4 separate regions of the Mus musculus genome follow, and all the other regions are linked to region 3. The links are chromatin loops, found by intact Hi-C in ENCODE. Cell type or tissue: heart. All regions are shown on one strand.

Region 1 (8,000 bases), 250 kb before region 3:
CGCCCACCCGCCCTCCGGCTCCCAGCCGCACCACGCCTGTGCTCCAAGCAGACATGCAGGCACCCGACTTCCCAGGTTAGAAGGAGGCTGGCCAGGACAGGGCCACTGGCCTCCCAGGGCACCCAGCTGGGATAAGCCACGCTTGAGGGTTATTTCATCCCCACCCAGTGGGTCAATGGGTGGAAAGGGGGTCAGGTCTCGGTAGTCAGGCCCCAGACCCTGGAAGATGGCGTTGGATATCTGAGAGGAGAGGGTCCTGAAGCTCAGGTTTCATGCAGGTTCTGGTTGGAGGATGGAGTTTCCAGCTTCTCCCTCCTCAATCTCAAAGCAAGGAGCCCTCCTCGGAGCTCTTAGATGTATGGGAGGGGAGCGAACCGGGTTGCAGTCTGGGAGTTTACTCAGGGTAGGAGGGATTGAGGCTGTTGAGCCTGCAAGGGGTGCGGAGGGGGTTGGGTCATGACTAATCTCCGGAGTAGGGATAAGACAGGTAAAAGCTGGGACCAGAGGCTCTGATGACTGGGTATCAGGCACTAACGGCTGGTGTTGAACAAGGGGGTGCTAGCTAGGGAATAGGCAGCCAGGCCAGGCACTCACCGCAACCACTTGACTCTTCCGGGGGTCAATGATGCGCAAGGTCTTGTCCTTGCAGGTGGTGGCTAGCAGGCTACCATTGCTGTTCCAACACACGCTGTGGATGACGTCAGGGTGTATGTCGTCCAGGCTCAGCAGTACCTCCCCAGTGCCCACATTCCAGATGATGATCACATTATCACCCCCTGTCCAGAGTGACCAGGCGTATCATCCGAGGCTCTCCTTCCTCACTCCCACCCTCATCTACAGAAGGGACCCTCCTTAGCCCCACCCCAGACCTGCACTGAGCAGGACATTCCTGGCAGTAGGATGCCAAGACAGGATGCCCACACGCTTGGAGTGGCCCTCGAGTGTGATGACAGGTTCTGTGATGTTTCTTACAGGGGTGTAGTCTGGAATCTGCCACACCTAGGTAGGAAGAAAGGCAACAAGCAGGTGGGATTCAGAGATGGCTCACACACTTAGTGCTATTGGTCTTCTTGAGTGGTACGGGTCAAATACAGGAAAAAAAACTTGGTGGTACCAGCACCGTGAAGCAGCAGTTGTGAGCTCTCCAAAGACTGCCTTACTCTGTCAAGAAAACTTCAGAGTGCTGTACCCCTGCTCTTAGGGCCCCAAGTTATCCATGGTTATAATTAGTTCTAGGCAGTGCCCTCTGGGAGGGCGCAGGTATGTATTTAACTAAAAATAATCTGGGAACTGGGCAGGACAGGGCAGAGCTCCTGGCCTCTACCCCTTCTATTATCTTCCCCAGCACAGGTGAGACACCTCCCCGTTCCCCAGCCCAGCTTGGCAGCATCCACTAGTCTCCTACCATGACTGTGGTGTCATCTGAGGCACTGGCGATGACGTTGTCATTGTGTGGGCACCAGTCAATGTCCAGCACAGGGCCAGTGTGCCCAGTGACCAGTGGGTAGTTCTTATCCACTCGTCCTGTCTGGAGGGGTCAGAGAGGGTGATATGGGTTCACTGTCATTCGTGTGTGTGTGTGTGTGTGTGCACAAGCACCGCTGGGAACGGAACTCAGGGCCCAGCACTTGTTAAGTAAATGGTCAACCAATGAGCTGCATCCCAGGCCCTTGCTCTCCTGTATGTGGTTTTGAAGTGGGCAGTAGATTTGTTTACCTCTCAAATCTGTGTTATTAGTTTTCTCTTTGCAGACCTTTTTCAGAATTTAACCCCACCCCCACCCTCAGTCTACTCTTTGAACTTTGCTGGAGATGCACAGTGTGAATGCCTTTGTATTAGGAAGTCTGATTCAGAGAGACAGGCTGACCTAACAAAGTACCCACAGCAGGACACGGAACCCAGACTCAAGTTAAGGTCTCATTATGTTGATTAGCCTAGGCTGATCTTGCCTCGGTCTTCCCAGTGCTGGGCTCATGGGCGTGAACCCACATGCCCTGTGAGGAGGATGTGCTTGAACCTGTCCCCCAAGTTGGAGGACCTTTGGCAAGCCCCTGGAGAGAGAGGTCTGAGTGAGTGACTCTGACGGCAGTGGCTTAGCCCCTGGGGCAGACCTCTCCCTTGGTTTCACCTTGGAGTCATAGGCAGCACGCAGTCTTGGTGCTGAGTGTCCCTTACCAGGGGCTGGCACTCGTCTTTCTTTTTGTCTTCATGAGTAAGTTGTGGGAGCTCTGAAGACTCTGCAGGGGTTGGCATTGGCCCAAAGCACATAGTCTGGGAGAGAGGGTGACTAAATGCCATTGACATGGCAGTCACACTGGGGGAGGAGGTGGCTCGGGCTGAAATGTGAGCCCTTGGGATGCTGTCTCTGGATGGTGTCTGCATTGTCCAGCGTGAGTCATAGGCTATTGTCAGGCCTGTCCTGACCCCACCACTTGTGAGGTCTTCTTTAGCAAGGTATAGGGCTCAGTATCTAGGTCAAGGTTATGCTTTGGGGTATCTCTCCTGGGGTACAGATGGCTACGTGTCTGCAAAGGTGGCAGTCAGTGCCTGGCCCTTTCCCTCATGTGCAGGGGAGGGAAGGCTCTGACTATTGTAACTTCTCTTTTTAGTTTCATCCCACTCCCAGGATCAGAGTCTGAACACCTCTCTCTCTCTCTCTCTCTCTCTCTCTCTCTCTCTCTCTCTCTCTCTCTCTCTCTGTATCTCTGTCTCTCTCTGTTTCTGTGTGTGTCTGTGTGTCTCTCTCCATCTCTCTGACTCTGCCTTTCTCTGACACTAGGTAAAGATAAGGTTAGAGTCTGACTGGACCTTGGTCTGCTGTATCCCAACCATCTCCATCACTAACACCCATCTTGGTTTCTGCTAGGAACACAGTGCTCTGTGGCCTAGAGATCGGGCGCACAGGTCACGCTGATGTTGCTGTTCTCCACCATTCTTTGTGGGTTTGGCAAAGACAGAGTACCCAGTCCACACAGACTGCCCTTCTGGAGGCCTGGACTTCAGTGAGAAAAGGCTAGTGTGGGATATATCCCAGAGACCCTAGCCAGTGCCCTCCCAATTGCTTTCTTCCCCTCACCCCTCACCTTGGCCAGAGGCAGGACAATGAAGGCACCTCCACCTCCAGCCTCCACAATAATGGCTAGAAATTTGGGGTTGACGGCACAGAAGGCGCTGTCCCATGTGACCTTGGATACCCGGATGTCCTCATAGGCCTGGTCAGCCTTTGCTGCCTGACCAAACACGTGGCGGAACTTGCTCTGCCGAACAACACGCCGGCTCATGGCTGGGGCAAAGATAGGGAGTATCAGAGTCTAGAGGCACGTTGGTCCTTAATCCTGCGAGCTGTGGAAGGGAGGAGTGAGTGAGTAGGATTATCTGGCCAGGATCTTCAAAGTGACCAAAGTTGGAGGCTGGTTTTTGACATCTGTCTCATGTTGTTTAATATGAGGGACAAGGATGGGGAATCTCACCGCTTCTTAGACACACAGGCTAGCCGGGATAGCAGAGGCTGACACAGGGCTGAAACTTCCTCCAAGACCTAATGTTTTGAGGAGGAATATCAGGGGGTCCCCTCATGCTGCTAGTCATGTATGAGACCTCTTTGCAAGTGTTTGTCTCTCTGAAAGGCTCCCCACCCAACACCTTCTCTTTTAGTCAGTGGACCGTAGCTCAAGGCTAGGTAGGACTGCAGCCCTCAAGATCCCATATTCACATCGCTGAGTTCAAGCCGGTGTGTCTTTTTCTACAGCTTGGCCAAGAGAAGAGGTCCTTTTGTTAGCCCTGCTTCCTACTCTTTTTAAAAGATTCCTCCGGTGGTGTGGGGTATGTGGGAGTAGGGCGATCTTCCTTCTGTCTATTTCCCCATGCACTGATTTCTCCGGATGGGGTGGGGTGGGGGAGTCCTGGCTATGGTCATCTGACACAAATATCATACTTTGGTCCAGCCTCTTGGGTGCGATGCCTGGGCTGGCTAGTCCGTTCTCTTGAGGGTGGGGGCCCTCGACCCCACCTGCAAGGACCAGATGTGCAACCAGGGAGGAGGTGAGGTCCTCTTTCTGGTTCTACGACTTCGGCTTCTGGAGCTAGGAGCTTAGCAATGCTTGCTACTTTTCCCAAGGGGACACAGCAGGTTCTCCCAAAGGCCAACTGCTTCCTGCCCCTCCCCTGCCCGGGCATCCTTGTGCCCTTCAAACCACTTCTGTAGCCCCAGGCCTGAAGGCCGGCCTACTCGCCCCCTCCTCCAGCCTCCTGCCCCGGCAGTGCGTTCCTGTGAGACTAGGTGTCTCCTCGCCAGCCGCTGTCCGGCCAAATATAGACACCAAGTCCGCCCTGACGAACTGAATTTAGCGGCGGGGGGGGGGGGGGGCGCAGACCTCTGCCCCCTCCAGAGACCCCGCCCGCGCCGTTGGCTGCGGTGGCGGAGGCAGGGAGGGGGGTACCTGGTCCTAAGCCGGGCGGGGGTGCTCACGCTGCGACTCCTCTGCGGAGCGGGCCGGGGTATGCGAAGGGCCGAGGAGGCGGCGTCCGTGCGTCCGGGCCAGGGTGTTCCGGCCGCTGCCTGCGGCTCTCGGCTGCGGGCTCCGCTGCAGTCCCAGCTGCTGCTGCCATCAACCTGAGGGGGCGGGGCCGGACGGGGGCAGGGCCAGGCCAGAGCGGCTACGCCCTGTCCAGCGCGCGAAAGTCCGGCGGGCGTCTCAACTCCGCTGTAAAAAGGGAAAAGTAAGTGTGCGTGCGCTGGCGGGGTGTTCGTGCCTCGTGTCTGCCACCGTCCCTCGCATACAGGTTCGGGAGGCGCTTGGTCCAAAGAGAGACACGGAGAATGGGAGCCACCGCGCGAGATCAGGTGCCTGCGCGCCGCATTCCTGCCGCAATCGCGCAGCTAATTTAGTCGTTCCCAGCGGGCGGGGTTGTCCCCAACAGCCACGACCCGCCGCGAAGAGGCCTCAGAAGATACTCTGGGGGAATCGTCTCAGTAGCTTGATGAGGGTCTACGTTGACCCAGGGCAATTGATGAGGCTACCGCTGTTATTAACATCGATGGCGATTGTTTGAGAACTTAAAACTTTGGCACCGGTATGGGCATTTCATCCCTATTAGAAGGTTCTATGAGCCACAGCTTAAGCCAGGCAGAGAAAAGTAAACTAACTCCCAGCACTGGGTTCAAGGGGAAGATGTTGGCACAGATATTTGGCCATATTTTAGAGGTCAGAGAGACCAACTCTGAAGATGTTTAGCCTTCTGGTCTTTGAGATGATCCCTTTATTTTAGGGCAGAATTCCTCACCCCCAAGACCCAGTCTTGAGTAGTGTTCAAGGTCAAGAAGATAAAATACAGCCAGTTTCTTGAGTTGCTGTTTATTCAATGCTTGCCCATGAGCTCTTGATTTCTTCCCTCCCATCTTAGGTTCTGAAGGGCAGTATGAGGCCAGTTTCAGGCAGCACATAGACTCAGTAGTGCAGTTTTCCAGAGACCAGTGTGTGTGTGTGTGTGTGTGTGTGTGTGTGTGTGTGTGTGTGTGTGTGAGAGAGAGAGAGAGAGAGAGAGAGAGAGAGAGAGAGAGAGAGAGTGCGCACCCATGAGCATGTGGGTGTCTATAGGCTTGTTTCTCAGAAGGGGTTTAGGCAATTAGTGGCTTGTAGAGGAACAGAACCAGAAATTGTTAGTGCTACACAGAAGATTTGTGGTTTCTATGTGTGCATAACCACAAAGAGGGATGGAGTCTTTAAGATTCCAGGTACATGGTTAGCTCATATCGTTCTGGGGGCACATTCTAGTAACCCAAGTTCAGTTCTCAGAACCCACAAAGCAGCTTACAACCATCTCTAACGCCAGTTCTGGGGAATCCAATATCTCAATAGCTTCCATGGGTACCAGACACACATGTGTTGCACCAACATGCAGGAAAAATTTCCACACACACAAAGTTAAAACAAAACACCAGTCAGGCAAAGAAGCCACTGGGCTTGGTTCTCCCATAGAACTGTCAGTGGGTCCTGTACTGCAATCCATGAGGCTAACAGGAATTTTGTTTCTCAAACTCATTTCCTGAACAAGACCTGGCAACTGAGACTAATTTGGTTCATTTGCTTTGGCTACAAAGCCAAGACTGAACATATTTAGTTGGTCAATATTCCAAGGACTCCTAGAATATTTTGTGAGGTGACCATACCTTCACATCATGTATCCCCACTGGAGAATAGCAATGCGCCACTCACTTGGCCGACTCAGAGAGAAGTAGGTTGGCGTTTTCTTTGAAAACATCAGAAATTTTGTTTGACAATTGGGCAACTAACAGAGCTCCCCCAGATAATACCGTATTTGGGCTGAACTGTACTGCATTTGGGTTTTGTAGCTTTTAAGTGTTTATTTTTTTAATGTGCATTTGTATTTTGCCCGAATGCATGTGTGTGAGATGTCAGATCTTGGAGTTAGACAGTTGTGAGGTGCCGTGTAGGATTTGAACTTGGGTTCTCTGGAAGAGCAGCCAGTGCTCTTAACCACTGAGCCCTCTCCCCAGCCTAGTAGATTTCACTGTGATGAAAACTCGTTTGCTCTGTGTTAATGTCCAGTGAGGTTACTCACCCAATAAATCCAGACACTGCTAAAGCAGGTCACCGCAGATGTCCCACACCAGTCACTCTGCACCACAGCTGGTAGAAGAATTTTGCTTATTCATTCTAACATTCAGGTGACAGTTTCTGTGAGTGACTCTTTGACCAGCCAAGTTCCCAGCCTGGTCACCTGATTTGAGTCTCATTGTCTGCAACTTTTTGTAACTCTGTTTCCTTCGCAGTCTTTTGTGAAAGGTAGGTTATATACATGCACATAAACAAATGCATGTACATATGTTTATATATGTTTACCTCCCCACATTAAGTTCTTCAGTGTGTGCTGATCTGTCTGTTGTCCGGGCTGTTTTCCAACCTCCCACCTTCATCAGCACTTCCCTTTTTTGTTACACTTGAAACAAACATTTGTCTTCAAAATAAAAATTTATTCAATCTGTAACAAGAACATTGAATCTGCGCACAAGTTCACATTTAAAAACAGCGGAGCACATCAGTAATAATAAAAACAACTATGATACAAGTGGGACATCCCAACCACCAGGATTAAGGAAGGAGATGAGACCACTCTTTATATTCTGCTTTGAATGCCTCAGAAAGGTCCCAGAGATTCCAGGGAGCACCTGCTTTTAATAAAATGAGAGCATAGAGAAGTTTGGGATAGCCTGGACAAAGGTAACAGTCAGTGCGAGTCTTTTGGACTTGTTTGGGTTTCAAACAAGTCTTACAAAACAAAGTTTAAAGGGAGGAGGGTGGGAAAGGCACCTTTGCTACGCCAAGCAAATCAATCAAATAAAACAAAACCCATCATTTCCCAGTGGGCTTACTGACTAGGACACATGTCAGTTTCTCAGCTTTCCATTTGGGGTATTTGCTCTCTGTAGACAGGATGCTGCCACCAGCTTCGCTGTGAAGGCCGATGGCAGCACCAGCCCTATACCTGGGGTGGGGTGGGGCTCTTCAAGTTGGTAAGAGGTGATTCCAGTTTAGAAATCCTGTCCTAGATCTCTGGGGCACTGAGATGAGGCTGGTTCTCTTCCTAGCAGAAGCAGGCCTAGTCACCTCTGCTTCAGGCTGGAGCAGTACAGAAGCACCTTGCAATAGCTCTTCATGGCATCAAGAGGTCCCAAAGCCCTGGGGAGAGCAGCGTGCAGCTTCCTGCTTTGGTGGCAGGCCTTTTCCTAATATGGGTGCCAGATGAGTCGAGGCAACGCATACACTTATGTCCAATACATGCTTGATCTTTTAGTTTGGAAGGGATAACGAAGTCTATGATCTTTTAAGTTGGATTGGTGCTGAAACAACGGAATGTCACCTTGTCTACCGTTAAAAATCAAAAACCAAACAATCATACTATCCATTCACCATCACGACCATCACTATGGAGACACATCAGCACTAAGAAAGGACTGCTGGATGCGAGTGCAGGACACA
Region 2 (8,000 bases), 230 kb before region 3:
TATGTTAGAGTAAACTTGAGACTTTGTTGAGACTTTGTCTTAAAACAGACAGACAGACAAAACAAAGCAACTTTTTTTTTTAACCATCTATGGCATTTCCTCTTTCTTCTGAAATAGTTTATAAGAAATCATTCATCACCAGGCATGGTGGCTCATGCCTTAAATCCCAGCACTTGGGTGGCAGAGGCAGGCAGATCTCTGAGTTCGAGGCCAGTCTCGTACCACTGGGTAAATTGCAGGAAGGCCAAGGCTACACAGAGAAACTTTTCTTGAAAAACAAAACAAGACAAAACAAAACAAAACAAAACATATGCCACTTGGGAATCTTAGGATTCTGGCTGCTCCCCCAAATTTATCCTCCCAAATGACCGTTTGCTTTTTAAGCTCCATAGGACTGGAGACAAAGTCTCTGGTCAGCATCACTGAGCTCAGCACAGATAATCTTGCTACTCCAGCAACTATTTACAAGTGTCTAGCTTGTGAACTTCCGGAGACAAAATGTTTCCCAAACAAACCCATCTTCTCAGATGCCATTTCACTCAGGTGGCACTGTGGCACCTCATCACTGCTCAGCTTTGACCTGAGCCCCAGGGTCCACAGAACTGCCTTTGGCTAGTTCTATTCTGGCATCATCTCCTTTCAGAAATGCTTCCAACAGGGGATGGAAAGATGGCTCAGAGGCTAAGGGCACTTGCTGCTTTTGCAGACAACCTGAGTTTGATTCTCAGCACCTACATAGTGGCTCACAACCATCTATAATTCCAGTTTCAGGGAAACTGAAGCCCTCTCCTGACTTCTGTGGGCACCAGGAACACATGCAGTGCACATTTATACATGCAGACAAAATATCATAATGCACATAAAATAAATCTAAAGTGACATCAAAGCCTAAAAAGATAAAATCCTTAAAAAGCCTCGTTTCAAAGGAAGGTCTCAGCTGGATTGTTTTACCATCTACTAGGGAAATCTTTACTAACATCAAGAGTGAATCTAAGGGCTGAAGAAAAGGCTCAGTGTTAAGAGCGTGTACAGAGGACGAGAGCTCAGTCCGCAGCACCTATGGTAGGCAGCTCACAAGCCCCTGCAACTCAAGCTCTCTGGGCACCTTTGCTCATGTGAACTGCCAGCTCACACATATATTAATGAAATAAAGGTTAGGGCCGGGGGTAAAGCTCAGTGGTGTAGCCTGGCTGAGCATGGGTGACCCCCTACCCAGCCTCTCAAAGGCATTAACACAGCAAAGTCTCCAATAGTTTCTTGGGTGAGAATTTCATTAAATAGAAAACCATAAAGCAGTTTTACCTTCGACTGGTCCTCATCCACAGAAGACTCTTCAGAGGCGTGGGGCGTATTACTCAAAGAGCTGCTTCTCTGGTCATCAGCTGCCATTTCTGAAGCTGCCACTTCTATCACTGACAAACGACAGCCCTCACTCCTTCCTCCACCTAATTCTTCTATCCTTGAGTGAGAAAAAGACCGAGACCGGGTTTCTTGAGAAAGCTCTACAAATTTCTCCAGGGCACTAAAAAAGTCAATACGATCTGTACTAAAATCTGAGATGGCAGCTTGGCAACTGGCTTGGGGGCTTGGTGACTCCAGATCAGGTGACATGGGGAGGTCTTTCAGTCGAGATGTCAACTCTTCCATTGGCAGTAGGTGGACATTCATGTCTGCTTTCAGTGCGTCTGTCTCCAGATCTTCCACAGCTAAGTCTGGGAACTTGTTGGCAATGTCTGGGGCCTGTCCAGGTTGGAGTAAGGCTTTAGACGCATGGCAGTTGTCAAGAGGGAGTTTTGATTCACTGAGACAACACCCTGATGAGCATCCATTGATGTCATTTAAATTTAATTCATCTTCAATCTGTCCGGCACGAAACTCTTGTGAAGAAAACTCCAAGCAGATGACTCTTTCTTTGGTGTGTAGTCCTTTCTGATTTGCATCTTGTGGGACCACATGTTCCATAAAGACGGTAGGCATGGCAGCAAGGTTCTCCACAGTCTTCACCTCAGCGATCTGGTCTGCTGACGTGGTCATCTCCTTCTTGTTGAGCTCGAGCCCAGGTTTACAGATGGGTTCGTGGTGGTCTGAAAGGTCACTATCTGAATGAGATCTCCAGAGTTTGTTATGCCGCTGTTTGCTGTGAACAACACAAACAGGTTTGTGAAAACAGTCAACATCCTTCCTGGGGAAACCACACCCAGAGAAACTTATCTCCTGCGAATCCTTGCTCCTATTCACTGGACCAAGACAAAAGAACACTGCAACTTATATGAACAAAACCCAAAGCAAACAGCAATAATGGCTAAGATCTGAATTGTTTCTCGAGACAGAGCTTCACTAGAGTCCCGGCTGACTTGGACGAAACTCCTGCCATCTCTTGGGTAGACCAGTCTGCCTCAAACTCGTAGATATTTCTCTGCCTCTGCCTCCAGAGTGTTGAGATCTGACTTTTTTTCTGTAATCAGATTAATGGTACCTGAAATTGTTGTTAACAGTCACTATTGATAATCAAGTTCTCTCATGGCATGGGTAAGTGTGACCTGTTGACTTCAATCTTTTTAACGTCTTTTACTGTGTTAATGATGGGACAACAAGTGGAGATATGAGGACAACTTGAAATAGTTGGTTCTCTCACTCCATCACCTGAGTCCTAGGGAATCTGTCTCAAGTTGTCAGGCATAGTGGCAAGCACCTTACCTGATGGGCTATCTCACAGGCCCTGTCAAGTGTAGCAATAGTTCTCCAAATTTAATCTTTAAATAATCAGTTCTTCCTGTTAGAAGTTTTCTTGAGGAAATATTTTAAGGGTATATGGTTTTTACACACACACACACACACACACACACACACACACACACACACACATATAACTGGGGTTCAGTTCCTAGTAACCACATAGTGGCTCAAAACCATCTTTAACTCCAGCTCCAGGAGATCTGATATCCTTTTCTAGCCTTCAAAGGCACATGGGTACCAAACATACATTCAGGCAAAACATCATACACATAGTGGCTCAAAACCATCTTTAACTTCAGCTCCAGGAGATCTGATATCCTTTTCTAGCCTTCAAAGGCACATGGGTACCAAACATACATTCAGGCAAAACATCATACACATAAAATAAGATAAATAAATCTGCTCCTCTCAAGACACAGGGATCTATGTAGAAGAGTAGGCAGAAAAGATTATAAGAGCCAGAGGTGGGGGAATGACTTGAAGAAACAACGTCTTCCAGACATGACAGGGCTGCCTCACATACAAACTCAGACTGTGACAGCACACACAGACCTGCATAAGTTCAGATAAAACCTCTCAGCACAGAGAAAGGGACACAAAGTCCTATTCCTAACCAAGAAGCTATTTGCAATAGGTATTTGCTGGGAAAGGGGAAATCAGTTTTCTCCACTAGGGTGGCACTGGATATATCAACTATGCTCTAGAGCAGGCTTCAACACAACATGGGTACTATGGTTTTGGGGTGCTATTTGTCTTACTGGTTTTTGTTTGTTTTGACCTATGCCATCTTTTTTTTTTTTTTTTAAAGAGGGAAAGAAAGGTAGGAAGGTGGAAGAAGATTTGGGAGTTGGGGGAGGGGAAGGAATACAATCAAAATTTACACAGTTTTTTAAAAAATTAAAATATCTAAAATCTTTAAAAAAATGTTTAACAATTTAACCAGAAATAAAACAAAACAACCCCCCAACCTAAAGAACATATAAGTTACTCAAAAAGCAATAATCTTTTGGAGGTTTATTATTGGAATAAGAGCTTATGTATTAGCTTTTGTTGCTGGGCAGATGTGGGGGAATGGTGATCAGGATCCTTCTTATTTTTATTTGTGAGGATGACCATAGAGGTCAGAAGAGGAGTCAGATCTCTAGAAGCTACCCCAGTATGGGTGCTGGATACCAAAGTGGGTTGTTGAGCCTTCTATCCAGCTCCCCCGTGATCAGTCTTTTGTATGTGTTTGAAACAGGATCTATGTGGCCTTTGCTGACCTGGAGCTCACTATGTAGAACTGGCTAGTCTTGAATTCACAGAGCTCCACCTGCCTCTGCCTCCTGAGCGCTGGGATTAAAGGCGTGTACCACCATGTCTGGCTAAGGTGATCATTAAGTTAGAAAATAAAGGAGGCCTAGTAAATGTGGATTGAATATGCTGTTATAGAATGAAGAGGATGAGTATAGAGGACAAGCCTTTCCCAAAAGATCTTAGAACTTGAGACAACACTTAGGAAAATGTGGTCCAAAGAGGGCTCTTTATCAACCCCAGAGATCACTACATAGTCATTCTTTGGTTATTTCATGAAGTGCAGTCTGAGATGGGGACAAGTTTACTTCAAACTACATGCTTATAAAGGAAACACAATTATCAAAGCCCCAGCCAAAATATCTCAGCTGCCTGTACCGTTGGTCAGGATCACCTGCCCAGGGATTAGATCCTAAATATGGTGCTTGACAGTCCCCATGATTTAATAGCAGACAAAGAGTTACCTAACTTCTGGGTGGAAGGGGAAACTCAGTTTCAAACAACTTGCCCGTGGCTTGGGGCCACACGAGGGTTCTGCTGAGTCATGTGCCTACACTGATGTGACCCTGTTTCTTCTCAGCTCTACACCTGCTCTCAGCTCCCTCTGCCGTCTGCTGCTTGGGTGGGGCGCTCGACTCAGGCCTTCACAGCAGAGGGTGCTTTCCGTCAGAGAGAACAGGTCAAATCTGTTTATGAAGACAAGCTATAATCAGCTGGCTGGGTGTACAGTAGAGCTTTACCCTTTTCAAGCTGCATGACCTCTAGCCACCCCTAGGAGGAGACAACATAACACATATCACACATCTCAAGTAAGGGAGAGGCAAGCTGACTGCTTTGAGAAAGCATGGACTAAACTGTATTATTACCAACCAAGGCCAGTTTGCTTCCTGTGTGAGGTTCTTTTCTTAGTTCTGGAGGCCTTTGTTTCCAGGCCTAAATACCACCTGTGCTTTCTGATTTCCACACTGTCACTCATTGTGGGGTTGTGCAAATGGGTCTTCTCATTCAGCACCATAAGAGAAGTCCTGTGATGATGGCTGAGGAGACAGCTTGGAGGGTAGCTGTTCTCAGCCATCTGACAAAGTATGTCAGATATAAAACAGCAGCTGATAATTAGCCAACAAACAAATGAGAAGTTTCCATAATCTCAACAATTCCCCAAAGTATAGTTTTTTGTTTTTGTTTTTGTTTTTTTAAATGCTGGCGAATTGCTTATCAGTCAGGGCTGGGGAGATAGCTCCGTGGTTAAGAATGATTGCTCTTGCAGGGGAGTTAGCTTCAATTCTTAGCACCCACATGGTGATTCACAACCATCTATAACATCCAGAGAATCATGCCCTCTTCTGACCTCCATGGGTACCAATCATGCATGTGGTGCATAAACATGAACATAGGCAGACACTCATACATACAAGGAATAAACCTAGTACACTGAAGTGCTGTATCAGTCACGAGGGGATACAGATGGGAGCTGTGCTAGTGAGGAGCGAGCTAACATCACAGCCTGCTGCTCAGCAGGGACTTCCTTCTCTTCTTGGGGGTTGATGATCATCAGAAAATACTCCTTTGAGCCTTGGGAATACAATTGACACCTACTTATAAGAGAGTAAGAAATAGCATTGGAAATGTAAATGAGGAAAATACCTAATAAAAATATTAAAAAAAGAGAGAGAGTAAGAGAAAGAAAATCTAATCCAAAGACTGGCCTGAGGCAGAGTGGTAGGCACACTAACACAGTCCAGCGACCACCATCACTGCTACAGCACCACAACCTTCACGTGCTCCCTGCTGACCTGTAACCTCCTCCCTCCTGAGCTCTGTGCTGATCATCTGTCCCTTCCTCTCCCTTAAAATGTTATTGCAGGTGGTTTTAAAAATTAACTAATTTTAAGATCGAATCTTACTACACAGCCCAGGCTATCATGCAACTCACTATATGAAGAGCAAGCTGGCCTTGAATTTACTGAGATCTGCCTGCCTCTCTCTGCTGAGATTAGGGGCATGCCCACCACACCCGACCATAAAACATTATTTTGGCTAAAATGTTTTCAAGCTCCATCACTGTATGTAAATTTATTTTCATAAAGTGAAATAAATGTTTCACAATTAGTTTGTCCATATGGTTGACAAATAGTCTTAGCTACTATAAACATTGCCAGGGACATTCTTGTAGCTGCTAAGACTTCAGTCTCTCAGAGGTGTCATGCAATAGAGTGTAATATATGGGTCATGGGGCATGTGTGCATCACTGGTTTGCTGGGAACACTAGATTGCTTTTCAGTTAGGCTCTGCCTGGTGTATTCTAATGCTTTGACATGGACAGTACTTGGCACACAACAGTAGATCATATCTATTATTTTAAACTGGTAATTTCTAATCCAGCTGACCCCCACCTCCCATTCTAGGCAGGCAAGTAAATAAACAAGCTGCCAAAAAGGAACTTCAGAGTTGGCTTATGGCCTAGATGATGCAACCACGCCTCAGATCTCCCCTCCTTCGAGTGGCCCCTGACCTGAATTTGGAATCATGTAAACACAGGCACACATATGACTAGGCTACTCTGGGAAACAGTTTAGTTTTCTTATTTATTAGATGAGCAGAAAAAATGTAATTGATAAGATATATAAGACATTCTATTCTCTTCCTTCTGCTTTCTTGCTACATGTTAGGTAATAGCATCAACTCTTTAAGAAATGTATACAGAAGAAAGTATTGCTAGAAGTGTAGGGCTAGGAGACTGAGGTTGGCCGTGGTTACCTTCTAGGGGACTAGGAAAGCAGTGTTGGCACTTCCATGAGTTGTGCATGGTCCTGGATATTTTCAATTATTTAGCCAGAAAGCTATTTTAAAAAATCCTTTTAAGCCACAACTAGGCTTGGCTGTCATGGGACCAGAAATCCATGTCCTTTCATTTCAGGCTCCTTGCTCTGGGCTGACAGCTATGTCTAACTAGACTGCTCTCCACCAGAAAACCAGGATAAGAAGAGAGCCCTGCTATCTCTGGCCCTCATAACCAAAGTGGACATGTCTGAGGACATGACATACAAATTCTCTCTAGCTTTCCTCCCTAGTTTTCCTCCTGTCCCCTTTACACTGGAACCTAATACCAAAGACACATGGTTCAACTTGCAAATGGTCTGCTTGAAATTTGAACCTGTCTGATAGAGCATAAATCTGGCAGATGCTTGTGGTAGCAGGAAGAGCTTTATAACTCGCTCTTCTTGCTACCACCCCACAACTATTAAAACAGAAAAAAAATACAACATGAAAAATACCAACAGTTTAATTATACCATCCTTCTTAGGTCTTCAAGAGGAAGAGTAAACCAGCCTTTTCTAAGCTACCAATGATATTTTGAGAGATGTAAGAAGTTCTTTGCATTTCTGACATATTGCTGTGGCCCTCATGCTCTCACTAAGACTGTAATCAACTGAGATGTTACTATAGAAATAGGTTACTCAGAGGTCACTGCACCAAGAAGCTCCCTCCAACAGACAACAGCTGGCACAACCAGCCAAGTACCCAGCGCTGCTCTGTGTAACTACAGTTAGAGGATGCTGGGATCACAACTCTTACTCTCTGAGAGCCACCATGTGTTTCCTATGATGTGAAAACAAGATCCAGAAAAAAATACTATTAAGGAACAACCAAACTTTGGAAGTTGTCTCTGTCTAACTGCCTTTCAGAGAGTTCCCCCTTCCTCTGTAGACCACTCCACACAGGTGACACCAGTGAAATGGAGGGACAGTGAGGCTTAGTTGGATTTGGTTCTAGAACATTCTTTATGAGCAGTCCTGGCGGTCAAAAGTGGCCTAAATGATATCCCTAACCTGGACATCACAACACAAGAGATTCCAGAGATACTTTTCATGCCATTTTTCTGGGGAGTTGGTATGACTGTGATGGTTGGAGGCAGGTTAATGTCAGTGGAGAAGGAAAAAAAGAACATATATGAATGTATGCTTTTTTGG
Region 3 (8,000 bases):
ATCTTATATGACTCAGTATCTGTGATGGTCACTCATATCTAGTAGGTAATTGTATTAGGTTGTTTTTCTTGATCCTTGACCAAACACCTAACAATAAGCTGTTTAAGAGAGGAAGCACTGGCTTTGGTTCAGAGTTCACAGATACAGTCCATCAGGGAAGGGAAGGCATGGGAGGAGAAATTTGCTAACAAGTGGGCAGATGAGGAAACAGAGAGAGGGAGTGCTGGGCTCTGCTGGACTTTCCCTTTTTCTTCAGTCCAGTACCCACCCCATGGGACAACAGTGCCACAGTTAGGATGGGTCCTCCCTCCTCAGTTAAACCTCTCTGGAAATATTTTTCACAGTAAAATTGACATTGAAGATTAACTACTACAGTGATCAAGTTATTTATGCTTAATTTAAAAATGCTGAAGAGCTGATAGTACTAATATGTCCATCATTAAAAGAGTAAATCTTCAGCTTCACAAACTTCAGTTGTTCTTTAAAGAAAAAAAAGTCAACTACCTTTTGCACTCTTCCTCACTTTTAAAACCAAGCAAGCAACCAACCAACCAACCTATTCATATAGTAAGAGATAAAACGGCAAAATACATGCATGTCAGACACTGTAGCACAAGGACCACAAGACAACTGAGCTGAGCACAGGTCTGGATGGAATCAAATAGGAAGACAATTTAAAGGGAAAGAGAAGCGGCCTGTCAGCCACACTAACAATGCTGATTGTTACTCACACAGCAGTGCCAGGATTTCTCTACACACAGGGCCAAGTATAAACAACTGCAATCATCAGACCAGGGCATATAGAACTATCTGTCATTTAGCTTAATAACTGAGTTTACTACTCAATATTTACTATAGTAAATACTACAGTATTTACATGACCAATCTTAATTGCCTACCTATGCCAAAATGACTATTAACATTCCTCAAGATTCTAAAGTATTCCAAGTTTTGACTAATAAAGCCATGTCAAATAAATATGGCTTTACCAAATATTATTCATTTACTTCAAGACAACTGATATAACAATAGCTTAATAAATGCTACTGTAACATAAAAGGTTTTCAGCAATGCCCAGGGGAAATAGTTTTACAATACTGAGTTCTACTTCAGTATGTTATCTACTAACCCTTGATTGCTTTCACAGCCAAAACTAGGCCTGGTAACCACAAAAATCAAAGGATTTACTATTGGAGTGAGTTACTATGGTCTGAAGATTTTCTATCAATTCTGAAAAATCTACCATAAAGTGGAAAAAATCCACTCATGAAAATGCTACATATTTCTACCCCTCTCATATTTGCCTAGAGCAAACCCTAAAGTGTTTCATCAGTTCTGAAGTACAATTATTCTCAAATCACAGAATCATAAAGCTTTAGAAAGTCCAGCAAGCCCCCCCCCCCATGCAAGGATTCTTTATATCACCTGTCTGGCCAAAGCTCCCCTGGCTTCTGCTTGATACAATGTGTGCTATTTTGCAAAACAGTGCACTTGATTTTTACAAACGTCTTCCCTAAACTAATGGAAATGTGCCTCTTTAAACTTCTACCCACAGATTTCAGTTTTGTATCCTGTACCATCACAAGGTGAATAGAGTAATTTCTTGAATTAGGGTAGTCATACAAAAACACACAAGAAAACTCACAAAGGAAGAAACTACCACAATATGCAACAAAATTTTGAAATTCAGGAAACTATATTGAAATCACAAGGCAACATGCTTTCAAGATATCAAACTCCTATCTCAGTTAACAAATATTAATGACCCAACTTTCTTTCATACAGTGGAAAGTCATGGTGTTCACTGAATGCCTCTTTGCAACTTGACACTACTAAATCTAATGTTAAAACTACAATTCTATATGAAATAGTTCTTCAATTGCTCATATTTTCATCTAGATGCCTGTTTTTTTTTTAAGACCCATTTTACCACACTGGTGCAATGCTAACACATGCTAGCAGGTATTCACAAATATGAAGCCCGAGACTAGAGCTATAAAGGAGTCATGGTGGAGGTGAAGGCATAGAAAAGCCCAGCAGAAAAAAAAATGCTAATTGATGAGTGTTTTCCTTCTGGAAACATGCTTTAGCGACACAGCATTTGAAGTCATGAACCATCCAAGCACAACCCATGAGCAAGAACGATCATGAGCAATGAGTGGAAGGCATAAATGTCTATAAGATGGAAATGAATTGGCACTGGTTATCAAGCAGCACCAGAAGCTTTGGGTTCTCACTGAGAAAGGTAGAAGTCCAAGAAGCAGAGATCACTGCCATCTTTTAAGGGTGGGAAGAAACCAGGGAGTAACTACCACCGAGCAGTCCAATGAAGCCTAAACTGTACGGAGCACAAGAGAGATGCCAGGGACTAGAGAAAGGCACACACAGGGCGAGACGGAAGAAGGATGCGCAGTGCACTGACTGGGTCCCTGAAACGGTGTGCGTAAAGGATATGGGTGTGGGTCGGGGGTAACCTAGGAGCCCACCCTTCCTCTCCCTGCAACAGAGCAACAGAGGGTAAAAGAAGGGGGGAGGGTGAAAAGCAAGAATGACTCATAGCCGAAAGGAAGTGCTCAAGCCATGGGAAGCATGCTACGGGAGATTTCTGAGCCAGCGCTGTGAGGGACTGGGTGCTCCGGGTGATGGAGGTTGGGGAAAAAACAAACAAACAAACAAACAAACAAACAAAAAACCCCAACGTCTGGCAGTCGCTGCTGCTCGCCGGTAAGATGAGGGTGTGGGGGGTTCGCAGCAGCCTGAGTGCCAAGGCCTGGGAAGAGGCGCGGCGCGTGCGCAGTGGCGTTCGGCGGGACCCGCTGAGGCAAAGCGGAGCCGCAGTGACAGAAGCTGGGAGCTGCCGCCTGGAGGGACTCACCGAGGCGCAAGGGCTGGAGGTGGTGCTGGGGGTAGGCGACCGCTGGACCGTGACCAAAGCCATCTAGGTGCTGCTGGGTTGTTCCGGGCAGGGCATTCTCGTCCTGAGTGTGGGGGGCGGGAGGGTGACGGAGCCGGGATGGGGGACGATGGGTGAGGCGTAGGGACGAGGGAAACGGAGAGGGAGATGAAGCCGCGGGAACGGCCTCGGGCTCCGCACCCACCACCGGACTCTCTCGCCTACTGACGCGCCGAACGGGCGGCGGGCGGGCAGGCGGGCGGTTCGGCAGCTGCGGGGCACAATGAGCGCTCCCAGTGCGCAGGCGCCACCTGTCAGCAACCGCCTCTCCCCTCGGCGCGCGCCGCCGCGGCGGCGTAACCCTTAAGTTGCCGGAAGCGGGCGGGCAGGCTGCGTGCGCCGCGCCTCGGGCCGCCGTCCCCTCCCGGGTCAGCTCTCGAGCCCTACTGCTGCCCCTGCGGCTCTGTCTGTCCCCGCTGCGCGGCGTGGGGCGAGCTGGCCAAGGAGCCCTGGAAGGCAGCCAGCCAACCGAGGGTCCTGATCTGGGGGTGGGGGTCGGTGGGAGAGCCGCTAATCCTCACTCCAGAAAGACAACCATTTTATGAGTGGGGCGCGCAACCTTAGAGAAAAACTGAGGCGAAAATCCTGAGGCGAACACGTTTTCTAGTGGAAAAGGGCTCCGCAGGTGCTATAGACGCTTTCTCTGGGCTAGACCCGGGAGACCAGCCCTCCTGCTTGGACCTGGCCCTCAAGAGGGCTCCGTCTTAATGAGCTTCCCCACCCTCCTCATCATAAAGGGCCTCAGGGTTAACGACCAGACTTTTCCTAAGAAAGATTTTTCCCCCCGGTGGTAAACACTGGAAACTTCGTAGTAGCCTCAGGCTTCCTTCCTCTACAACCTGCCTAAAGTCAGTCACTGTACCTGAGATGCTGAGGGAAGGGGCGGGCACAGAGAGCTGGACCCTGAGTTGGAAAGCTCCAACCTGCTATTTTTTTTTTAAAACCTCTCAATTGCTTCCTACTGTGAAGATCTCCACTAAACAAAGATCTTTTGATCATTGAGCTTTTTTTCTTTCCCCCATAAATTTGACTATTTCATAAATGCAAGTGAAAATGTAGAATTAAAATATTTTAAAGGAAGACATTTCTAAATGGTAAACTGCCAACATCAACCAAGCATGTAATGGAAAAATCAAGACTAAAAAGAAAAGGAAAAGTCACGCAGTGCAACCCGTTGATATATTTACACAGAGATAGTTGAGGGGATGAACTGGTAAATACCACCATCCATATCAAAGCTGTAGAAAACACTCACTTATGGACTCCAGTTTCTAAAGCCCACCTCTTTCTGTTTGTCACTCAAACAATCTTGGATCTCATTGCTCCTTTTAAACTGATAGGGCTGTCATAAGCTCTTTCTGGTTGCTGTGTGGTTAAGTGACACAAGAACCCTCTATGCTGAGTCTTTGTTCTCTCCCTGGGGCCCTGTGGTTGAAGTAATTAGCAGGGAGGTTCCATCAAGAGTCACTGAGGGTCCCTGTACTGTGCCAGTCCTCTGTAGAGTGTAGTGCAGAAAAACCAGTTGGTAGGCTTTTGCCCCCTGGTGGTGATCAAGACTGCCTATGAGATGAGAATTGAAGAACTGTGGTTCACAGATGAGAAACAACGTTATCCCCAGAGCTCCAGAGTGAACAGGAAAGAGAAGGCAAGGTTCAGAAGTAAGAACTTTGAACCAAGACTTAAGAGACTAAACAAAAAACTATGTAGAGAGCCAAGATGAGAGCTAAATGTCCCCAAATAAATGTATTTATAAACCGAAAGAGAAGTATTGTCCAAATCAGTAATTCTCAGTATGTTGATTTTCCTACTGATATGTGGTTGACAACTTGGGTTTTCTTCTATATAGTGGCATACTCTAAAGAAATTCATCTGGAAAAGGAGACATTTAAGTCCATTAACCTTACAATGAGACCAAGCACTGCTGTGAGTCAGACCTAGCTTCTAGTTCCAGCTGTGTAAAACCTTATGCAAATGAGTTGAACTTTTTGAGCTGTAGTTCCTTATTCTCTATGATGAAACCCTAACTTACAGGACTTTCATAATCAAATGAGATAATGTATACAAATTAAAAGGTCCTACATGCAGTCAAGATAATTTTCTATTCTCTGAAGTGTATTCTGAGTTCATAAAGGCCTTGTTGAATGTATATTATGTACAGGAAATATCTTCAAGCAAAAGAAAAAAATGAGACATGGTCCATGCTTTTTCTAAACTGTAGGTTAATGGTCAAGATATATATCATCTGTAGTTAAGTATAGAACATTTTTGTTCAGCATGTCTAAGGTGATGAAATTGGGTTATAAAGTACTCAACTTGTACAGTTTGTATCAAGAAGTTGATTTATTATCATATAAAAGAAATGTATCTCAGTGGTATATTAGAAACTGATACTTGAAAATTATTGCTGCATATTATCTACTGAGAGAAAGAGAATGTTAATGTATGTTATATACTAGGTACTCTTTTGTTTTTCATTTGTGCATCTATGCATATGTGGTGGAAATGTGTGTGAGTGTAAAGATGTATGTGCCTGTGGATAAATGTGTAGAGGAAAAAGGTCAATGTCAGGTGTCACTCTGTTTGTTTGTTTGTTTGTTTGTTTGTTTTCCAGAGATGGGGTCTTTTACTGGACCTGGAACTCATCACTTCAGCTACACTGGCTGGCTAATAAGCCTCTGGGATGGCTTGTCTGATGCACCGGGGTTACAGATGTGTGTCAACACTGTCTTTCTTTTTCTTTTTCTTTTTTTTTTTAAACTCTAATTTGTATTTTACCTTAACTGTGGAATGGGGAGCATGCACATGTCATGGTTCACCTGTAGAGGTCAGAGGACAACCCATGGGATATAGGTCTCTCCTTCCATATTGAGGATCATCAGGCTTCATGGCCAGGACCTTTACCCACTCACCCATCCCCACTGGTCCCCCCATGGCTATGTTAAGGAAAAAATAAAATAAGTGTCTCAAGGGTTCATAGCCTATGATCAAGGATAGATAGATAGATAGATAGATAGATAGATAGACAGACAGACACACACATACACACACACATATATATACATATATATACATATATGGATGTATATACATCAATAAATAATTGAACTATAGTTTAATGGTACTATGGATTCAATCACCTTTTCTAGACTCTGAGGAAAGTATTGTAGACATAGGAAAAGTCTAGATAAAATATAAAGTTACTTAAAAACAAAGATTGGATTGTCAGGGTAAATGTTCTTTGTATAAAATTAAATTTTAGGCTTTGGCTATAGATTCCGAGATAGCTCCTTTTTTAATTGGCCTGGATTATAGAGAAGAAATCTGTTTTCACTGTGCATTTGTTACCCGTTCTTCTCTGGGATCCATGTTCCTGATGGATCTTCTAATGATCTGAGAGGTGATATCTACTATGAAAATCCAAAAACCCTGGACTGTATCAACTTAATTTGTTTCAAGTTTTTGTGTCTGAGACTTGGTCGTCTGTGCCCAGGCTGACCTCCAACTAGATCTATAGCAGAGATTAGCCTTGAGCTGCTGATCCTCTTTCCTCTCCCTCGCAAACGCTGGGATTGTAGGTATTCATCACTAAATTTGGCAGTGATAGATTAATTTGGGAAAGAAAATCCAAAAGTAGGATTCTCAACAGAGCCAAAAAGATGAAAGAACATCCTAGTTCTGCTTACAGCTCCTTCACTCTTCCTGTTTGTAGGACCAGAGGCCTGATCATGATAGTGGAGTTCATCTCTCCAGGAGTGAAATTATAGGGGGATTTGAAATTTCTGAAGTCAACTGGTTCTTAAGCTTCAAAAGCAATTGACCTTTTCTATAGGAAGCTACTTCTCCATGTTTTACATAGCCACGACATTTCAAGAAGGACCTCAGGTTAAGAAGCAATGGCTCTCAGTCATTTTTTTCTCCACATCCTGACAGCCATAAAAATATTTGTGTGACACACTGGGTAAGTTAAAAAGAGTTAAAGACTTGGTATTTGGGGAAAAATTCATTTTCTTTCTATCATATACTTTTTAAAAAACAACAGCAATAACAAAACCCTCAAAACAGGGTCTCTAGTAGCCCAGGTTGGTCTTGTACTTACTTTGTGTCTGACACCTGCAGTGCCTGGTCCTCCTACCTTAGCCTTTCAAATACTGCAATTACTAGCTTATGCACCATGCTTGGCTTAATGATGTATACTATTCGTAAAAGATAAAATAAATGATGTATCAAGGATATTAAATATTTAATTTGTATAAGTTTCAAAATAAAATCTTTTTAAATTTTTGGAGTATCCGAGATTCCTTCTGTAAACATAGCATGTTTTAATATACAGTTTTATGACTAAAATGACAGCGTTCATTATCTATGAAAAACTGTAATGGTGACCTCTTCAAATTATTGGTAGCCATTATTGGTAAGAACTTAGTTTATACATGTAATTAATAAAAACTTAAAATAATTCTCATTTTAACATTTACAAGTATCAATATTTGTCTCTTATAGCTCATTCTTTCCTTTGTCCAACTAGAAGATAGAATGTGAAAATTTCTTGTGATAATGCGACTGTTTTACTACCCATTTAAACTTTATTATCAAATGTATATTGCAAAATAATTACAAATCTCTAATTTGCAGAGTATCCTGTGTTATTGGAACAATAATTAAGCAGCTAACTTAGACATAATGAAAAAGACACCTCAAACATAAACAAGGGGAAATAAATGTATAATTTATATAGAAAAGAAGAAATTGGGATCTGAATCCATTTAGAAGTATCTGTCGGCCTCCTGTTCCTTGGGTTCCTAGCACATGTTGTCTTCTGGTAGCTCTAAAGCTCACTGGTCATGGCAGGCAGTAATATGCACAACATCTGTCTTCTGAAAACGATGACCTGGCAGTAGTATACTCCTTAGCTTTGCTCAGCAAGTCCTTCATCAAGCCCAGTGGGAACTTATATTAGAACAGGTCATCTCTCCCTATTCTATCTGAAAACTGACAAAAATCTTCATATAATGGTTCTATGGCCCCACTCAAACCACTGTGATTTGAA
Region 4 (8,000 bases), 92 kb before region 3:
CCTAACAGCAAGAGCAGGGCCTGTCTCTGACTCTGTTGCCTGCCTTTGGACTCCTTTCCCCTAACTGGACACCTATTAGCCTTAATAGGAGGAGATGGGCCTAGTCCTATTGCAGCTTGGAATGCCTAGGTGGCTGATATCCATGGGAGGCCGCCCCTTTTCTGAGTAGAAAGAGAAGACTGGAGGATGAAGGGCAGGGTAGGTGGGGGGGGGGAACTGTGAGAGAGTGGAAGCTTTGATAGGGATGTAAATTAATTAATAGGAAAAGAAAAATATGGCAATACTGTAGGGCATTTTCTCAATTAGTGATTGGTGTGGGAGGGCCCAGTACATTGTGAATGAGGTCACCCCTAGACTGATAAGAAAAAACATATTGTCATGGAAACTGTAGTGTGTCAGTGTGTCACATAGTGTACCTTTTTGCCTAAACAGCTTTTCTTACAGATGTTTATCACAATTGGTCATTGGTCTGGTTTGAAGCCTCTGGCTTCAGCTACATTATCAATATTGGATCCTCACAGGACTTTTATAGGATATCTTGTTGCCCTGTGTCATGGAGATCCTGTAGCTTCAGTTCTGCAGGAGCAGCTCCTTCCCATGCTCCAGCAGTTCACAGAAGGTAGATGGTGGGGAGGGCCAATTAAACATCTTGGATGGTAGCTGACCTGATCAGCCTGCTAGCTCTCCTGCACCCATGCCACCATGGCCAACTCTCCAGCACTGCCCTGGTAAGGAGCAGGTCAGCTTTCCCAGGCCCATGGTATCAGGCCCAGCTCTACCATGCTGTTCAGGCTTGGGGACAGGCTAACTCTCTCACCTGCCAAAGGTGGCTAGGGACTGGGCCATCTCTTCCATACCCACGTCACAAGGGCCAGTTCCAGTGTGCTTCCTAGGAATGTGTGGGCTCACTCTCCCAAGTGCTGCAGCTGATGAGGGGATTCAAATTTTTAATTAAATATTTTATTAAAAATGAAAGTTTCCTAGAAGGACCCTCCAGAATGCACCAGAGACCTGGAAGGTAAGAGACTCTCAGAACTCAAAGTGAGGGACCTTAGATGAAATGACCAACAGAGTGAACTTATAGAGCCCACCTCCAGTAGGAAGACAGGAGATCAAGTGAGAGATGAGGTTGCCACCCCACAGTCACAACTCTGACTCATAATTGTTCCTGTCTGAAAGAATTACAGGGATGGAAATGGAGAGGAGCCTGAGGAAAAGAAGGTCCAGCGACAGGCCCAAAGTGAGATCCAGCTCAAGGGGAGGTCCCAAGGCCTGACACTATTACTGAGGCTATGGAGAGTTCACAAAAAGGGACCTAGCATGACCACACTCTGAAAGACCCAACAAGCAGCTGAAAGAGTCAGATGCAGATGTTTGCACCCAACCAATAGACAGAAGCAGCTGACCCCTGTTGTTGAATTAGAGATGGCTGAAAGAAGCTGAGGAGAAGGGTGATTCTGTAGGAGGACCAGCAGTCTCAGTTAATCTGGACCCCTAAGATTTCTCAAACACTGGACCACCAAACAGACAGCATACACCAGCTGATATGAGGCCCCCAACACACATACAGTAGAGGACTTCCAGGTCTATGCTCATTCAGATGCACCTAACCCTCAAGAGACTGGAGGCCCCAGGGAGTTTAGAGGTCAGATGAGGTGGAGGGTGGGTGCATCCATGTGGAGACTGGGTATGGTGGGGAGGAGGTGTGGGGTGTGGATCAGTTGGAAGGTGGAAGGGGAGGGGCGGGGAATGGAATATGAAGTGTAAAAATGAATTACAAATAAAATTTTAAAAAAAAGAAAAAAAATTTTTCTTGGGGCTTGAGATATGGCTCAGTAGTTAAGAGCACTGAATGCTCTTCCAGAGGACATGGGTTCAATTTCCAGCACCCACATGACAGCTAATAACTGTAATTTCAGGATCAACACCCTCAATAGACATACATAAAGACAAAACAGTACATATAAAATAAAAATAAATTTTAAGAGTTAAAATGTCTTTCTCTCTGTTTCTTTCTTAGTTTTCTTTCTCTTTCCTTTTCCCTTTCCTTTCCTTTCCTTTCCCTCTCCCTCTCCCCCTCCCCTCCCCTCCCCTCTTCTCTTCTTTCTTTTCCTGAGAGAGGGTTTCTTTGTGTAGCCCTGGCTGTCCAGGAACTCCCTCTGTAGATCAGGCTAATTTCAAACTCACAGGGACTTACCTGCCTCTGTATCCCAAGTGCTAAGATTAAAGGCATGCACCTTCACTACCAAGCCAAATATTAAAAATTATTATTATTATTATTATTATTATTGCTATTAGTGTGCGAGTGCGCACATGTGTGAGTGAGTGTGTGTGTGTGTGTGTGCGCGTGTGTATGCCTATGCTATGGCATGTGTGTGAAGGTCAGAAAACATTTTATAGAGTTGGGTTATCTCCATCCACTTTCCCTGGATTCTGGGGGACTCAAACTCATGTCACTACATTGGTGTGGCAAACATCTGCTGAGCCACATCACAAGCTCTGATTCAAAAATGTTTTTTATTTTGAGACAAGATGTCACAATGTGCCTTGGTCGACCTGGAAAACTCTATGTAGACCAGACTAGCCTTGAAATTTTATCTATATGCCTACCTCTTCTTGACTGCTGGGTTTAAAGGTGTGCACCACCACACCAGGCTGATCCCAAACTTCTCACACAGTGTAAATGTGTGGCAAAAGAAGGACAAGCCAGCAATTCAGAAAGCTATCACTGTGGGAATGCTGTTCACAAGACAAGTGGGCTTTGACTCCAGTTGTAAAGATCTTGAGGAGACCGACTGACATTAAGAAAAAGGAAGACTAGCAGAAATACAGTTAGGGACTGTGATGAGCTAAGTAGTGAATTGAAACCCGAGCTTGCTTTGAGGTAGGCTCCAAATGATAAATTGCAGAGGCCTGAGCTCTGAACGTGGGGACCCTGGGGAGGTATTTGTCAGCATTTTGAAAACCTGAGTAAAATTATAAATATATTGACTGAATAGCAATGAGTCTTTAAAGGAAAACATGTTTTTTCCCCTAAAGCCAGAGGACACTGGTCAATGTTATCACAGATCTCCAGTAGAGGGCAGACAAGTCAAAGCATACACTGCTGTGTTACCAGAAATTGCTAAGAGAAAGTATACATTGTCTTTACTTAAAGGCCATTATCAGAGCCTTAAATTTTAGGACAAGGATCAGCAGATCACAGAAATCTGGAGTATAAAATGCTTCTCAACAAATGTGCAAAACAAATATGCACACACAGGACAGCCATACCAAAGATGCTAGCAACACTCATTACTGTCCCCCCTACCCATCACAGGCAGGTCCTAATGATTGATGCCACCCAAATAAATGACTAACTACATATATATCTGGGCCAGGATTCCAACCTTTGTTCTCCATTTCTTTTTTGTTAACTAGGGAAGTGTTTGTTTCTACGGCCTTTAAAGTCAGAGGTGAGGTCAGGTTACCAGAGAGAAATTCTGATACACACATGGCCTCAGCAGGCTGAAGAGCTGTCATGTCTTAAGTCTTACTAACTTAATATTCATCCATAAATATTTAAGACCTACATAAAATGATTAGAAATTTCAACAAACCCTTTAAAAGCTAACTTTGCAATCATAAACTCATTTTCTTTGGCTTTTAAATGAGTCTTTAAAGATATAAGAGCAATCCTATTTAGCAGATTGACTTTCTGTCATTTGCTGAAAGTTTTCCTTCATGCTTTTGTGTTTTTTCTTCTTTTCTTTCCTTCCTTTTCTCCTTTTCTTCTTTCCCTTTTCTTTTAGAGACAAAGTCTTGCTATGTTGTGCAGGCTTCAAATGCCATTTCCTTGCCTTTAAAACATTAATGTCTCCCTCCCACCCCCCTGCATATCAAGAAAAAGCTTTTAAAAATTGAGAAGTATTATCTCTTTTTAATACAATACTTTTTTCTTCTGTTTTCATAAGGTAATTAGAATTCAGATAAATGAAATGAACATAGAAAGTTTACAATGACATAATCAGATTATTCTAATGATTTTATTTTTGCAAGATAGTCTTTAGTCTAGAGTGCCTGCCAAACTGAACATAACTAAAGGGAACATGGTTATACCTCATGGGACATCTCCTCCCCTATGCAGATTCTAATACAGATGAGGACCACTTCCAAACATCCATCTGCTAGTCCTCATCACTGACGGCACTAGTAGCTCCAATAGATGCTCTGGTTAGAAGCATAAACTCAAAGAACCAGCAACTCCACAAAACTGTGCTTCATGGAAACAGGAAAATGTCAAAAGGGATTCCCAAGATGGTATCCTAATCAGTAAACCCTTTCCAAGCAACCACTTGTAGTGATAAGCAATAAAGAAACACTTATTACTTACTTCCGAGAAAACCCTAACTTCCCCAACACCACCTCAACAACTCATGAAAAGAATATCCAAGCCTACCAAGTGTTGGTGAGATAAAACATTACGTGATACTAGAGAGACAATGGGAAAAAGAGTCTGCGATACAAGATAACTAGCAAGTATGTCACACTGAAAAACAAATGAAACCAACACACACACACACACACACACACACACACACACACACACACACACACACACTGGTTGTTAGCCACCCAATGTGGGTGCTAGGAATTGAACTCAGGTTTTCTGGGAGAACAGTACACATTCTTGACTGCTGAGCCATTTCTATAGATCCTGGGGATTAAATTACAAAGAAGTGTATTGAAAAGCTAGTTAGGGAAAATGAAAAAGAGCACAGATTATTAGTTTGATTTTAGTTCCTTTCTGCTTTTCTTCAATAGAGTCCTTGGACTGTGCAGCAGTTTCTATATCTGCTCCACAGGAGAACTGTCTAATCAGAGTTCCCCCCAATACTTAATTTGTGTTCCTATATACTGTCTACACATATTTAAAAGAGCCCACTCAGAATTCCAAACCATTAAGTTGTTCTTAGTCTTGCATCCTAGGGAAATACCTCAATGAAAAACATTTTGCTTTTTCCTTTCATCAAGGTATTGCCTGGTTGTCAGTAAGAAAAATTTTGCAAAAATAAATTCTGATCATCTTCAATTGAACATAAGCCTTCCTTTTTTTTTTTTAAAAAAAAGATTTATTTATTTTTATATATGTAAGTACATTGTAGCTGTCTTCAGACACACCAGAAGAGGGCATCAGATCCCATTATGGATGGTTGTGAGCCACCATGTGGTTGCTGGGAATTGAACTTAGGACCTTTGGAAGAGCAGTCAGTGCTCTTAACTGCTGAGCCATCTCTCCAGCCCAAGCTTTCCTTTCTTAAGGTCATGTTCTTTCTTCTCATATATATTTTCTTGTGTTATGTGTGTTCACATCTCACCCTGAACAGTTATGCTACAAATATTGAATGAGTCACTAGAGCAAATAAATTATGACAAAATTTCTGAAATTAGGGTTTTAATATAATGAAAAAAATTCCACTGATAAAGGGAAACTTCTGGAAAATTGTCTAATAGGAAATACCACATAGTTTTTAAAGATTTAAATGCATATGAAGGGTCGAATGTAGCTTAGTGAAGTGCTTGTCTAGCATGCCTAAGTATCTAGGTATGATTTTCAGAGCCAAAGCAAAACTAGCTGTACATGGTAGTGCACATCTTTAATTCCAGCACTCAAGAGGCAGAGACCAGTAGATGTCTGTGAGTTCAAGGCCAGTCTGGTCTATATAGAGCTCTAGGTGAGCCATGGCAAAATCCTTTACCTAACCAAACCAAGGCAAACAAAAAACAAAACAAAGAACAAAAAGCAAACAAATCAATAATAAGGAACAAAAGAATAACTAAATATAACAATGCATGTCTGATCTACAAGTAATGCCAAGTGCTATATACTATCCAATAATGTGATTTTATGCAAATGAGGACCACAGAGAAACTAGGCCCAGAAGAAAAGAAATCAGTGCTTGCCTCATATGAAGTTTCTCTCCAATAATTTGGTATTATTTAACAAAAACATTCTATATCTAGAAATATATCGCACTGTTGCTAAGGATGAAAGCCATGCCTAATACAGTCACAGATGAACTATATGCACTAGATATCTATTGTTTTACCTGTCCTATTAATGCCTTTTTCCTTGATGGTGCCCTGAATTTCTTGCAGAGAACCCTTTTCTATTCTCTTGCAAGAACTACTGAAGAAAGGGTATATTTCCATTTGGGTGGCCAAACTGATTTTTTTTCCAAAAAAGTATAGGTATCATTGTTAATGGTTGCTTTCCTTGCTTCATAGATAGAGCATCTACAAGAATAAAGCAACACAGGAAAGACAGTAGAGGTGAGCAGTGAGCCGAGATATCTTGATGAGAAACTTTGAGGTTCTGAATGCAATTACACCTTAAATTCTTTCCTTACACTTCCAAAATAACTTTTATTTTCCTGCTTGAACAGTTTCTATTATTCTCAACTAAGGTTCACATCACATTCTCTCACGTACACAAACAATCAAGGAGAGGGATGAGGTAAACAAAGAGGCTTCTTTACATTTTATAGGTATAAAAAGGAAACTGCTCAAAGGTCAAATGACAGAGTACTGCTGCACTACCTGTAGGAATAGCCCTCAAGTAAACTGGGAGAAGCCAACAGAGATAAAGACCATCATAAACTTAATGCAGGATTTTAGTTATTTTTAAAGGTTTTTTTTGTTTGTTTGTTTTTGTTTTGTTTTGGTTTTGTTTTTCTCGAGACAGGGTTTCTCTGTGTAGCCCTGGCTGTCCTGGAACTTACTTTGTAGACCAGGCTGGCCTCGAACTCAGAAATCCGCCTGCCTCTGCTAAAGATTTATTTTAATTTTGTATGTATAAGTGTTTGCCAGCATGTATGTCTGTGTACTATTGGCTACTCAGTGCTTGTCAAGGCCAGAAGAATTGGATTGACAGGATGTTATAAGTCACCATTTGAGTACTGGCATATGTTCTCTGAAAAAGATGTTAGTGTTTTAATTTAACCACTGAGCTATCTCTTCAGCCCTACATATATTTTTAAAATGCCTAACCTCCAGTGAAAAAAATTTATGCACTAATTTTGCAACCAGGAATGAGTAGAGATGAAGATGGGGAACTTTGTGTGGTGTTAAGGACCGAACCTGGGGCCTTGTACATGCTGGAGAAGCACTGCCCTCCTGAATCACATCCCAAGACCATGATAATGTCTCTTACACCCACACAGTTAAGGCTGCCAATACCACACACAAGGTTAGCAGGCTCCATGCATGTTCCTTGGTAGTGACCAACCAAAGGCTCTATTAATTTTCAGGATTCTACAGGGATACTATATGATTGCAAATCAAGCTTTTGTTCAACCTGCCCTTGGACTACTTCCTCCTATGTGTTTAGTGTTGTTATTTTCAGATAGGCACACCTTCATAAAAAGACATCATCATTGCTTTGCCTATGTAAGAGAAACTATCAAGGTCGAGGTTAGAGTGGTGACATACTGACTGAATTTTAAGTACTTGTCATTATAAATTTTGTCCTGCCACCTAATGTAAAACAAAAAAACTAGACTTTGATCAGAGGTTATAGTTCCAAGCAGGCTAGTAAGTGTATGGTAAGCCAGGAAATACTATTTACCTCTAGTCTATAACTTATGACTAAATCAGAACAAAATAAACTAAATATTTTTATAATATCGTTCTATAGACATAAGTGATTTTAGATGCCATAAAATATTTTCCCCCAAAACATTCAGAAAATTTAAATTAAAAAAATATACATGTGTCAAAGATAGGCTCTAATATATTCCTTTGAAATATCATTGGCTTGAAGTAATATTTTCTTGTTTATGCTACAGGTTTAGTAGCTGCTTTTTTCATCGTTTGTGACAAAGTGGATAACAGAAACAACTCAGGAGAAGAAAAGTTGATTCGGTTCATGGTTTCAGAAGAGTTCACTCCAGCAGAGCAGGGCAGGCAGGGCAGCAGACGCACTCAGGCCATGGCTGTGAGAGCACCAGCCCACGAGGGAC

What was found. Peaks named below come from ENCODE experiments on the same cell type or tissue, not always from the same donor. Only the 100,000 strongest peaks of a DNase experiment are listed, where the experiment ranks them.
Region 1: it touches region 3 in a loop (3-fold over the local background); 2 of 42 quality-filtered maps call a loop at or near these places.
Region 2: it touches region 3 in a loop (10-fold over the local background); 18 of 42 quality-filtered maps call a loop at or near these places.
Region 4: it touches region 3 in a loop (8-fold over the local background); 25 of 42 quality-filtered maps call a loop at or near these places.

Annotation. Positions count from the first base shown.
Region 1 is chr11:77,459,194-77,467,193 of GRCm38, reverse strand. Ssh2 (slingshot protein phosphatase 2) reads right to left here. Exons shown (of 15, transcript NM_177710.4): 15 at 6,974-8,000. Coro6 (coronin 6) reads right to left here and starts at 3,283. Exons shown (of 10, transcript NM_139128.2): 1 at 3,084-3,283; 2 at 1,406-1,528; 3 at 870-999; 4 at 595-776. The coding sequence starts at 3,281. In heart, a CTCF peak has its summit at 4,848; DNase peaks (open chromatin) are centred at 2,173, 3,173, 4,253, 4,583 and 2 weaker places; H3K4me3 peaks cover 2,471 bases; H3K27ac peaks cover 3,560 bases; H3K27me3 peaks cover 2,199 bases.
Region 2 is chr11:77,443,525-77,451,524 of GRCm38, reverse strand. Ssh2 (slingshot protein phosphatase 2) reads right to left here. Exons shown (of 15, transcript NM_177710.4): 14 at 1,303-2,137. Among named protein-coding and RNA genes, the nearest start is that of Coro6, 16 kb to the left of the region's middle. In heart, CTCF peaks have their summits at 3,387 and 4,775; DNase peaks (open chromatin) are centred at 2,114, 4,664 and 6,474; H3K27ac peaks cover 758 bases.
Region 3 is chr11:77,211,391-77,219,390 of GRCm38, reverse strand. It overlaps Ssh2 (slingshot protein phosphatase 2), which reads right to left and starts at 2,966. Exons shown (of 15, transcript NM_177710.4): 1 at 2,876-2,966. The coding sequence starts at 2,938. It also overlaps a transcript of Efcab5 not described here. In heart, CTCF peaks have their summits at 3,342 and 4,493 (motif pointing left); DNase peaks (open chromatin) are centred at 2,900, 3,210 and 4,460; H3K4me3 peaks cover 2,338 bases; H3K27ac peaks cover 1,709 bases.
Region 4 is chr11:77,303,833-77,311,832 of GRCm38, reverse strand. All of the region lies in intron 1 of Ssh2 (slingshot protein phosphatase 2), which reads right to left. Among named protein-coding and RNA genes, the nearest start is that of Gm24989, 63 kb to the right of the region's middle. In heart, a CTCF peak has its summit at 3,080 (motif pointing right); no DNase peak of the experiment used is centred here.